Linked DNA regions of Homo sapiens: region 1 is linked to region 2. The links are chromatin loops, found by intact Hi-C in ENCODE. Cell type or tissue: GM12878. All regions are shown on one strand. Links, peaks and the distances in the headings refer to the core of each region. The heading gives the core; the rest is flanking DNA. Region 1 has its middle 74 kb from the start of LINC01795. Region 2 has its middle 290 kb from the start of VRK2.

Region 1 (5,387 bases), core at 306-5,305, 590 kb after region 2:
ACACTATCTGACTTCAAAATATAATACAAGGCTACAGTAACCAAAACAGCATGGTGTTGGTATAAAAACAGATACATAGACTAATGGAACAGAACAAAGAACAGAGAAATAAATCCACATATTCACTGCCAACTGATTTTCTACAAAGGCACTAAGAATATACACTGAAGAAAAATATCCTCTTCAATAAGTGGTGCTGGGAAAACTGAATAACCATATGCAGAATAAAACTAGGCCCCTCTCTCTCACCATATAAAAAAATCAACTCAAAGTGGATCAGACACCTAAACATAAGACTGAAAACTATAAAACCACTAGAAGAAAACATAAAGTAAACACTACAGAACATTGGACTGGGCAAAGAATTTATGGCTAAGATTTCAGAAGCACAGCCAACAAAAACAAAAATAGACAAACAGGACTACATTAAATTAAAAAGCTTCTGCACAGCAAAGGAAACAATCAACAGGGTTAAGAGACAACCTGTTGAATAGGAGAAAATATCTGTAAACCATTCATTTGACAGGAGACTAATATTCAGAATATACAAGGAACTCAAACTCAACAACAGAAAAACAAATAGTCCTGTTAAAAAAAAGTGAAGGATATAAATACACATTTCTCAAAATGTTGACATACAAATAGTCAACAGGTATATTTTTAAAATGTTCAACGTCACTAGTCATCAGGAAAATGCAAATCAAACTCACAATGAGATATTTTCTTACCCCAGTTAGAATGGCTATTAGTGAAAATGCAAAAAACAGATGCTGGCGAGAATACAGAGCAAGAGGAACTCATTCACTGTTGGTGGGAATGTAAATTGGCATAGCCATTATAGAAAACAGTATAAAGATTTCTCAGAAAGCTAAAAATAGATCTACCAGATGATCCAACAATACCTCACCTGGGTATTTATCCAAAGGAAAATAAATCAGTATAACAAAAGAATACATACATCCCTATGTTTATTATAGCATTATTCACAATAGCAGAGTTATGGAATCAACCTAAGTGTTCATTAACAGATAAATGGATAAAGAAAATGTGGTATGGAATGTGGTACACAATGGAATACTATTCAGCTATAAAAAATAATAAAATCTTGTTGTTTGGAGAAACATGGATGGAAGTGGAGGTCATTATGTTCAATGAAATAAGCCAGGCACAGAAAGACAAATACTGCATGTTCTCACTCATATGTGGGAGCTAAACATAGTTGATACCGTGGAGGTAGAGAGAAGCATGATAATTACCATAGGCTGGAAAGGGTGTGTGGGGAGGAGGAAGGATAGAGAGTGTTTGGCTAATGTATACAAACATACAATTAGATAGAAGAAATAAGTTCTAATGTTCAATAGTAGAGCAGCATGGCTGGTTAATAACAATATACTGCATGTTTCAAAATAGCTAGAAGAGAGGACTTGAAATGTTCCCAACACATAAAAATGATAAATGCTCAAGGTGATAAATACCCTAAATACACCAACTTGATCATTACACATTATATACATATTACAAAATATCACAGGAACCTCATAAATATGTACAAACATTGTGTTTCAAAAATTTTTTTCGAAATTAATTGATGGTTATTTATGTCATAAAAATAGTTAAGCAAACAAAGTTCCTAAAAATAATCAAACAGACAAACAAAATCCTGGGATGGCAAACAAAACCTTATGGTTTTTAGGCCATCAGTTAATTTCTGCCACTTGCTACCTGTTTGTTATAGGACAGGGACAGGATCAAAGAAGGGGAGTAGAACCTGCAGGTAGATTCACATGAGTGAAGTTACGAGGCATTGACCTACAAGACGTGTGACAGCCCCTGATGTGCCTGTTCTCTGCATGGTCTGTCATATCCCCCTGGCTGGACTGCTCTCTGCTCTCCCCCATCTGCTCTGATCGGTCAAGATCAGTTGTAATCTTCCCTCCTGAAAGCTTTCCTCAATATGGATTTCACTTGCTGTGTTAAATGATGTGGTTTTTACATTGACTTCCAAGATTTGCTGTTAATTTCATTCATGATAGTTGTTTCTCTCAATGATTATTTTATTAATTCACTCATTCAATATGCTCTTATTGGATGCCTCTATTGGAATTACGACTATAAAAAAGACAAGTCTGTATGACAATCTGTATTCAATGTGCGAGTAGGTACACAGAAAGTGCTCACTCTGCTCACTACTATTTGAAGAACTCATAAAGGATTTCTCAACCCCCAACATTATCAACATTTTGAGCTGGATAATTCTTTGTTGTGGGGGCTGTTCTGTGCGTTGTAGGATAGTTAGCAGCATCGCTAGTCTCTAATCACTGTATATGAGTAGCAACTCCCCCCCACCCTAGTTGTGACAAGCAAATATGTCTCCAGACATTGCCAAATATTCCTGGGGACAAAATTGCTCCAGTTGGGAACCACTGGAATAATAATTTTGAAAGGATCCAAGTAAAAATAATGTAACATCAAACACCTTTTGGTAACAAGTTATAACAAAATTCAGGTGTGGGAAATACAACCACAAAAAGAGGCCTTTGAATCAGCAAAAAATACATTTTTATTGGAAAAGGTGGTTTCAAATAAGTTTGAGGAAATTGTGAAGATTTGGAATATTTTTGAATATATTAAAAAATTGAAAATTTCTCAGGGTAGAAATTTTTTTAATCTAGTTTCTCTAAGTTTATTTGCCTAAGTAATACCTTTTATTTTTTAAACAGTACTTATTAACTTTGAATTCTAACCCATTAAACATGCTTTGAAAAATTCTATACTCTGTGTTCATTATACAACTATTACTGGTTGGATTGATACATTATAGACATTGCTATCCCATTATCTACCTCTGATAAGATATCCCCTTAAGAACATCAATGATACTAGTCAGGACCCTGATAACTAGCAAGGAGAAATAGGGACATTGTTTTAGGCCAGTGGTCTCAAAATTTAGAGTGCATCAGAATCACATGGAAGGCTTGTGATAAGAGATTTCTGATTTAATAGGTCAGGGTGGTGCCTGAAAATTTGTATTTCTAACTGTTCTGCAGGTCATGCTGATCCTGCTCATCCAGAGATTTCACTTTGAGAACCACTGTAAAGTATAATGAGAGCATCAAACCAAGTTACAGTTTCTATTTAGAGAAAAAACCTTTCTTGGTCTTTTGATGTGGCTAAACCTTACGACTGCTGACTGTTTCAGAAAGCCACAGAGTAGGGACCACAGATAAAGATGAGCCTTTATAACAGAAATGACAGTAAGTAGCCCATGGATAAATGTTGGTGGCACTTTTCTCTTACATTGGTATCGCATACTGGATATCTCTCAGTAATTGGGGGCCTACTGCATTTAGATGTTCAGAGCTTTGTACAACAGGCTGAACAAATTATAAGTAAGTCTTAGATATCTTATCTGCCCTCAATGAATTTATAGGATACTTTAGAGCCACTTAACAATACAAAACAGCATAATGTAAAGGCAAAATTAATAGAACAGAAAATGAAGAAGAGAGGGAGAAATGATCTCACATCATTAATACCACTCACGCCTGTAATCCCAGCACTGTAAGGGGGCCGAGGAGGGCTGGTCAGTTCGAGACCAGCCTGACCAACATGGCGAAACCTTGTATCTACTAAAAATATAAAACAATTAGCCGGGCGTGGTAGTGGGTGCTGAGGCAGGAGAATTGCTTGACACAGGAGACAGAGGTTGCAGTGAGCCCGATAATGGTGCCACCGCACTCCAGCCTGGGCGACAGAGCGAGACTCCGTCTCAGAAAAAAAAAAAAGCAAGCTGAGACGTAGAGTGTAAGTAACACGCCCCAGGTGTCTATCTTTGTTAGGCAACAGAGCAGGGAGTCAAATCGAGGTGTATTTAACACAGAGCACAATGTTATTTCCTCATTGTTCACTTGCAACTGTTTTTCTTGAGCTGCTTTCTCTTCCTCATCCTCTTTTTATAAACTAACCTTTGTTTTTGTTTAGTAAATAAAAATGTTTGAAACCCAGCATGTTAGCATATTAGCTAAATATGGTCTATACTAGAATCTCACTGCACCAACTTTAAGACTCAATGAAAAGATAAAGTTTATCCATGTGGAGCTGACCTAAAAGAATAAGAAGACAACAGTGGTTTATCTTTTAAAATATTTTTCAGTTTAATATGCCCTTTATTTGATATGTTAAGCAATTTTAGTGTACTAATATGTTTCAATACCAAACTATATAGATGCATGAAAACTATAGAGAAAAAACCCTAAATAAATCAGTAGCACTAAAGGACATGGTAAGCAATAATTATAGAAAGATTAAGAATTTTAGAGCTTAGAAAGAAATGAATGAGAGAGAATTAAACATTTTGTCCATGTTAAGATTGCGTGACTGTTTTATGAAAGTAATCAGGTATACCTTCAGAGTTAGAAGAGATCAAATAGAACAGAGATGTGCCCTATATAGGAAGATTTTTTTCTATTCAGTAGATTCTTGTATCCTGAGAATTGGGTTCATATGAGTTTCATAAAGACTTCTCTACTGCATTGCTTTTCACAATATAAAGTGCGTCAGCATTGTCTAATAGACTTGTTAAAACATAGATTGTTGGGCTCAACCCCCAGAATTTCCAATTCAGAAGGTCTAGTTAGGATCAAGAATTTGAATTTTTAAGAAGTTCCCAGGTAATGCTGGGTGCTAATAGCCAGGGACCACATTTTGAGAACTATAACTCTAGCAGTGGCAGCTCCTTGCATCCTGTTTTCACACATCACTCTCTCTCACCCCTTTCCAGAGGAGAGATCCTGCCTGGGGTCTGCTCTTTACATAAACTGCCTCTCCTAATTTTGCCTTTTGGTCTTCTTTTTCATGAAAGTCAGACAGCCACTTTTATTCTCTGATGCTCACAGAGGCAGGATACATTGAAATTAGAACTAGATTGAGATTCTGGTGATGGGGTTTAGCCCTACACCTGCCACTAATTGCTTAGATATCAGTTACTTCATGTTTTAATTGAGGGATTGGGACTCTTTGATCCCTCAGGTATCTTTCAACTACTGATCCCTCAGGTATATTCAACTAGTTGATCCTTCAGGTATATTTCAAGTACGTTTCTCCTCCCTGAATAGAATGTTATGCCTCAGTGGGCACAAGAAAAATATTAAACATTTTCGGTGGCATGTGGTGATCTCTTAGGCATTTGTGCTCCTGTCCCATGTCTAAGGAGAACTCCACTTCACTATGGGGAAGTGGCTACAGTGCTCTGGGACTCACAGCCCTTGGTCTTTGGCCCTGGTTCTGTGTTTGAGCAACCTTCTCTGAGTCTCAGCTTCCTCATCTAAAAATTCATGGACATGCATTCTATATATTATACAGATAAACAATCTATATAATAACTTTAG
Region 2 (5,387 bases), core at 163-5,162:
ATTCATTCCAAAATTCCAAACTGTACTTACATATTTCTCTATTCTGAATATCCTCTATCTTCCTATGTACATTCTATCCACTCATCTTCAAGTCCTACTCTACAAGGCTTTCTTCAAACACTCCACCTCCCAACACTCTCCATTTTCTAAATTCCTCATAAATTTATTTTCTATAAGGCTCAAATGGAAACTTAAGATCAAATTTAAGATCACATACTGTCTTGTGAAGGAATTTAACTATTTCACATGTCTGCTTTTATCCTTAACTATGGAATCAGTTTTTAGATATTATGAAATAGCTTATCCAGCACTGGTTTCAACAGCAATTACTTAACACATATGTCTTGAATATTATATGAACAAGTATTCATTTAGTGCCTATTACTATGTGTCTGGACACATATATTATAGTCCTCATATCCAGTCCAGTCAACCCCTGAATGAGCACCCTGAAGCGGTTCCCTTCAGAAACTTCCATATTTCTGGAGATTGCTTCACCTCAACAAGCAAGATATATATGGGTTATTTCTTTGCCACAACAGAAGGTAAACAAAGTACTAACACCTTGTATCTCTGCTCTTATTATTCATTGGCCTTTTCTTGGAGATAATTTCCATCCATGTTTCCACTGAAAATATTTTGTGCACCAAATAATTGAAAGTGTCTATGGTGATATGACAGTGGGTTCCAATATTATAAAGTGGGCATTATATCTCTTCATAAACAGTGTTAAATGTGATGTCTACTTTGATAAGACATCCACAATGAACATTACCCAGCATGATGGTTAAGAGTCTGGGCTGTGGAATCAGAGATCCAGATTTGAAGAACTACTGCCCTTTACTGATGGTTTGATTTAGGACTAGTTACAAATCTATCCTTGGATGCCAACTAAACATGGGATCAGAATGACCAGTATATAAAGCAGCTTTAAAGAATCAATGTATTGATACCACATAGCTACCATCAATCAATCAATCCCTGCAAAGCACTTAGCAATATGTGGTACAAAATGATCAATTAATAAGTGGTGGTTATAATTCTTTTTAAAGAGATTTTTAGCCCAACAAAGTATAGCTCACACATATGGACTGCTGAAGCACACATACACACACACACACACACACACACACACACAAGTAAGAAAAGTAGCTAAATCCAGAGAGCTGTCTGGAAACATTGAGTTCTTAATCACAAGCTGCTGAGTTGCCCAGTCTTAGAGACAACCAGAAATCCTTTTGTTGGTTTTTAAAAGACAAAATAGCCCTATGAGAGATACGGAGAGGGTGCATTCTCCTGCAGAGTGGGCTGCTGAGTAAAGATGGCATCCATGATTGGCTTAAAGTATATCTCCTACAGGACTCATAGCGACAGCTTTCATTTTCTTCTATCTTTCCTTTTAATTCTTTTCCTTGCCTGATTTGCTCTTTCTCCCTCTAGCACTAGCCCTAATCAATGCAGCAGGTCAGGTTGAAAGAATGGACAGCTTCTGCGCCACATACATTTAAGCCATTTTAATGCAAATATTGATCGTAGGAGCATAGACACAGGCCGGGCTGCATTTTTTTAATGGACATGCTTTTTTTCTGGGGCTGTGCTACCCATGATAAAATACATCACCATAGATCAGTATTCCACCATCTTTCTATGCATAGGAATGCATAAGCAAATCCAAAAGGTGGGCCAGATTCAATGCCAAGCTTGTGAGCCTCCAAAGCAGGTACTTCAGTAGTCTACTGGACCACATTTGTTTAACCACTTACACTTCCCTCCTCCTGCTTTCTAGATGAGTTATTTTGGTGCGCACAGAGACAGACTATCAGAATGGATGTGGTACCTTAGGTCACAAGAATAGTTGTACCACAACAAGGTCTGCTATGCTAAGACACTTAATTGCTGTGTACACAAGATTATCAAAGCATTGTATCTGAGAACCACTGTCCGAAACATATTTAGCAACAGAATCTAAGTCTGACTTGAAATTCAAAAGGAGAGATCAAGGACAGGAAGAAATTCTAAGGGCCACTTTGAAATGTGATACTAAAAAGATTTGCTATCCCATCTGTAGGCATTTTTAGGCTGGACTGGAGAGGGAAAAAAAAGAAAAAGAAAAAGAAAACCTGTTTGCACTAAGAAAATTTTCTTGGCCTATTGCCAAGAAAGGAAGTATCACAAACTGGGCACAAATTAACCTAAAACCAAAGAAAGGAGGAAGAAAATAAGTGGACTCAACAGCCTCAAATCACACCAGTTGCTTCAGAGCAATACCGTTGCTTTCAGATGTTTCTCCTTCGATTCTTTTCATAGGGTCTGTGGTTGTTGTTGCTTATTATAACTCTAAAGCCAAATATACTATTACATTTAGTGAGATGTCTGTGGAGATGGAAATGAGACCATCACGATTCTCACTATCATATGCAGTCGTTTTTTACTTCTTTTCCAGAGATCTGCTGGCCCCCACATCTTTATGCAAAGGGGTAAATGCCATCATAAAGAGGGACAAGCAAGATGTGTACACCAGGTGCACAGAATGTTCTCTGTGGGCGGATCAGCCTAAAAGGTGGAGATAACTGGAGGTGAAGAGGAAGCTGAGTGGTATGCAAAGTGGGAGGGAGGCTAGACAGAATGAAGCCTTTGACCTTGGAAGAGCTGCGTACTAGTGAAGTAGAGGGAGGGGGAGGGAGAACGGAATGAGGAATTCCTTGCTGTAATATATTCGGGTAAAAATGGGGCTGTCATCTTGAGCTACAAGTTAGAAAGTTATTACTTTTAATATGCCACTACCTTAGGCCTATACTGTTATGTAAAAGAAAAATAACCTTGTGTGACAGTTTAACATTGATCGATGTGCCTGCCAAATGCAAAGAGATAAATAAGCAGGTGATGAATAAACAGCACTTCAAGTAAAGACATTACGCTGCATGCATAAAACGGCGCCAGGCACCTAGGAGCTGTGGGTGGCCGAAGGTTGGCCATTTCATGCCCACTCAGTAAAGCAGACTTAATCGCTTCCAATATTTTCTGTTAAAAAGCACGCTTAATGAGCCAATTTCACAAGCCCAGAGAAACTGATTATTATCTCTGAGTTCCAAGAGAGTTGGTTGTTTTCCAAGAGCCAGGTTTTTTTTTTTTTTCCTTGATGGGATAAAAAACCTTTTTTAGAAAGAGAGAGAGGGGCGTAGGAGAGAGAGCAAGAGAGAAAGGGAGAGAGGGGGAGTGAGGGAACGACCGAGCCAGCAAGAGGGCACTGAGAGCCAGCTGGCAGGGGAGAGATGGCCACTAGATGGCAGTGTTACCCCGCCGTCGGCACCCGGCCCGGGCTGGGAACTGGACAGGACCATTTGGCGGAAACGTGGCATGGTGAATAACGCTGAGAGCTGTGCCTCGAGAGTTCAGACCCGACCCTCCGCCCTCCTCGGGCCTTTTGTCCACAATTTTTCCATCCTCCAGCCCATACAAGGCGAGGAGACAAAAGGGGCAGTCCCCGAATGGCCTCCCTCTGAGAGCCCAGGGCTCTGATTCTTCTATGCAGCCTTCTTTCACAAAGTACAGGGGTCCCTTCGTCCGATTAGACTGAGTTCTTCCTGAATTTTTTTCTTTTTCTTCTTTTTCTTTTTATTTTTTTACCCTGGGAGGCTTGCAATCTCTGCATCCCTCACAGGACTAAGCATCTGCTTCTGAAGGCATGGAAAATTCCAACAGGATAAACCTATCTCGTTTTTCACCATGTATTTACTTTAGGGCAGGTTATTTTCTTCTTGCCTCTTATTTTGCACACTTTTTTTTTTCACTTTCAGTAAAAAGTGTGAACAAAAGGAATTTACCCCCATAGGAAAAGATTGGGAGTAGGGAAAGGGAGAGAGCACCCCTTAGGAAGCCAGCTGTCCTTCAAAGAGTTTCATTATGTATCTTCCTCCAGCTACACCGCAATGTGGTGAACGCCACAGAAACACAGGGTTATTGTCACCAACTGCAGTTATTCAATTGCCACTAGGAGAGAGGACCCAGCAAGGAGACCTCAGCATATAATTAACTCGGATATTTTTTAAAAATTGAAATGAACTGTTGTTAGGTTCTAAATTGAGATGCAAGTTAATTATTTATGAATATTCATAGAAAACTTGAACAATTTCCAAACTTGGCCTTTAGTTTCTCATCAGTTAACCAAATAGTTGATGTGTATTTTTTCTGTAAGATAATTTTCTCTTAATGTGCACTGGAACTACCAACTTCATTAAGATTTTTGAGATTCATTTTGCCTTGTGATGAATCAAAAGGGAATGGACTTAGTAACAGAGAAAATAAAATGTTCATCTCTTATCTTTTACTTATACATAAGAGAAGAATGAAATGACACTCAGCAAAAATTAGTCAGTTATGGTAACAAAAAAAACTGGCATATTTGAGGAACATTCAGAAGAAGCAGATCAATGTTCTGTATGTGTATAGGGGGAAAAGGAGGAAGGGTAGGGAGTGTTTGGGGAGTGGAAGGTGGCCATAGATATGAAACCACCGAAAGAAGGAAGGTACCCAACTCCCAGGAACTTATTCCAGGTAATCATGTACCTGTGATGGGTTCAGGATATGCTTCTCCCAAATATGGCACCTTGGCATTTGAAAAACAAGAAGCAGGACAGTCGCCCTTACTTTCTTCTCACCTTTCTCCCTTAGAGCAGGTCATAAAGCCTAGGAAGGTTGCTCTCTAACCTTCTCCCACACTTCTCTGAAGCAGAGCATAAGAACCTAATTCCAAAAGTATCCTCCCTTGATCTGGAGGAAAGGAACATTCTTATTCCTGGAGACAGAGGGACACAAAGAAGGATCAGAGCAAACAGGCCTTGCTAAGCTCCCCCCAGTTTATTGCCATTAGATCACATTCCCTTCGTCTTTGCATACTTCCTCATAACTGTTCACTCTTCATCAAACCTAAGCATACAAATTTACAAGTTTACCTGTTTCTCTGGGCATTTTCCTTATGAAGGCTCCCATGTCACACAAAACTTATATTAAGCAAGTTTGTATGCTTGTATCTCATTAATCAATCTTTGGTGTAGAAGCCTCAGCCATGAAAATAAGTTTCTTCTGCCCTAAAGTGGCCACTATTCTCACTCACTCAGAACAGAAAGCTCCTGTATGTCCACAAGTTCTAGTGGACTGGGGCCCAGTCCACTCTACACATTTACACCTCTTCCATGCCCCTGCCACAAAGCCAGCTACTGAACTGGAAAAACTCATCTCTGCTGAAATAGTAACCAACCGCCACACTGGATTTTCAATTGACTGCAGCACTTCATCCCTAAAGAACAGCCAGCTATTCATTAGGGCCTCTCAAAAGGAAAGTTAAAATTAAGGACACACTGGATACCTCAGTTACGTCTGCCATTAAA

Evidence for each region. Peaks named below come from ENCODE experiments on the same cell type or tissue, not always from the same donor. Only the 100,000 strongest peaks of a DNase experiment are listed, where the experiment ranks them.
Region 1: a loop joins it to region 2, with 2.0 times the contacts of the local background. A loop is called at or near these places in 1 of 110 quality-filtered maps.

What each region holds. Positions count from the first base shown.
Region 1 is chr2:58,347,534-58,352,920 of GRCh38, forward strand. No RefSeq gene overlaps it. Among named protein-coding and RNA genes, the nearest start is that of LINC01795, 74 kb to the left of the region's middle. In GM12878, for the core only: no CTCF peak of the experiment used is centred there; a DNase peak (open chromatin) is centred at 3,088.
Region 2 is chr2:57,756,729-57,762,115 of GRCh38, forward strand. No RefSeq gene overlaps it. Among named protein-coding and RNA genes, the nearest start is that of VRK2, 290 kb to the right of the region's middle. RefSeq lists an enhancer at 3,166-3,460 and a silencer at 4,732-4,932. In GM12878, for the core only: a CTCF peak has its summit at 3,284 (motif pointing right); DNase peaks (open chromatin) are centred at 1,832, 3,273 and 3,933; H3K4me3 peaks cover 666 bases; H3K27ac peaks cover 650 bases.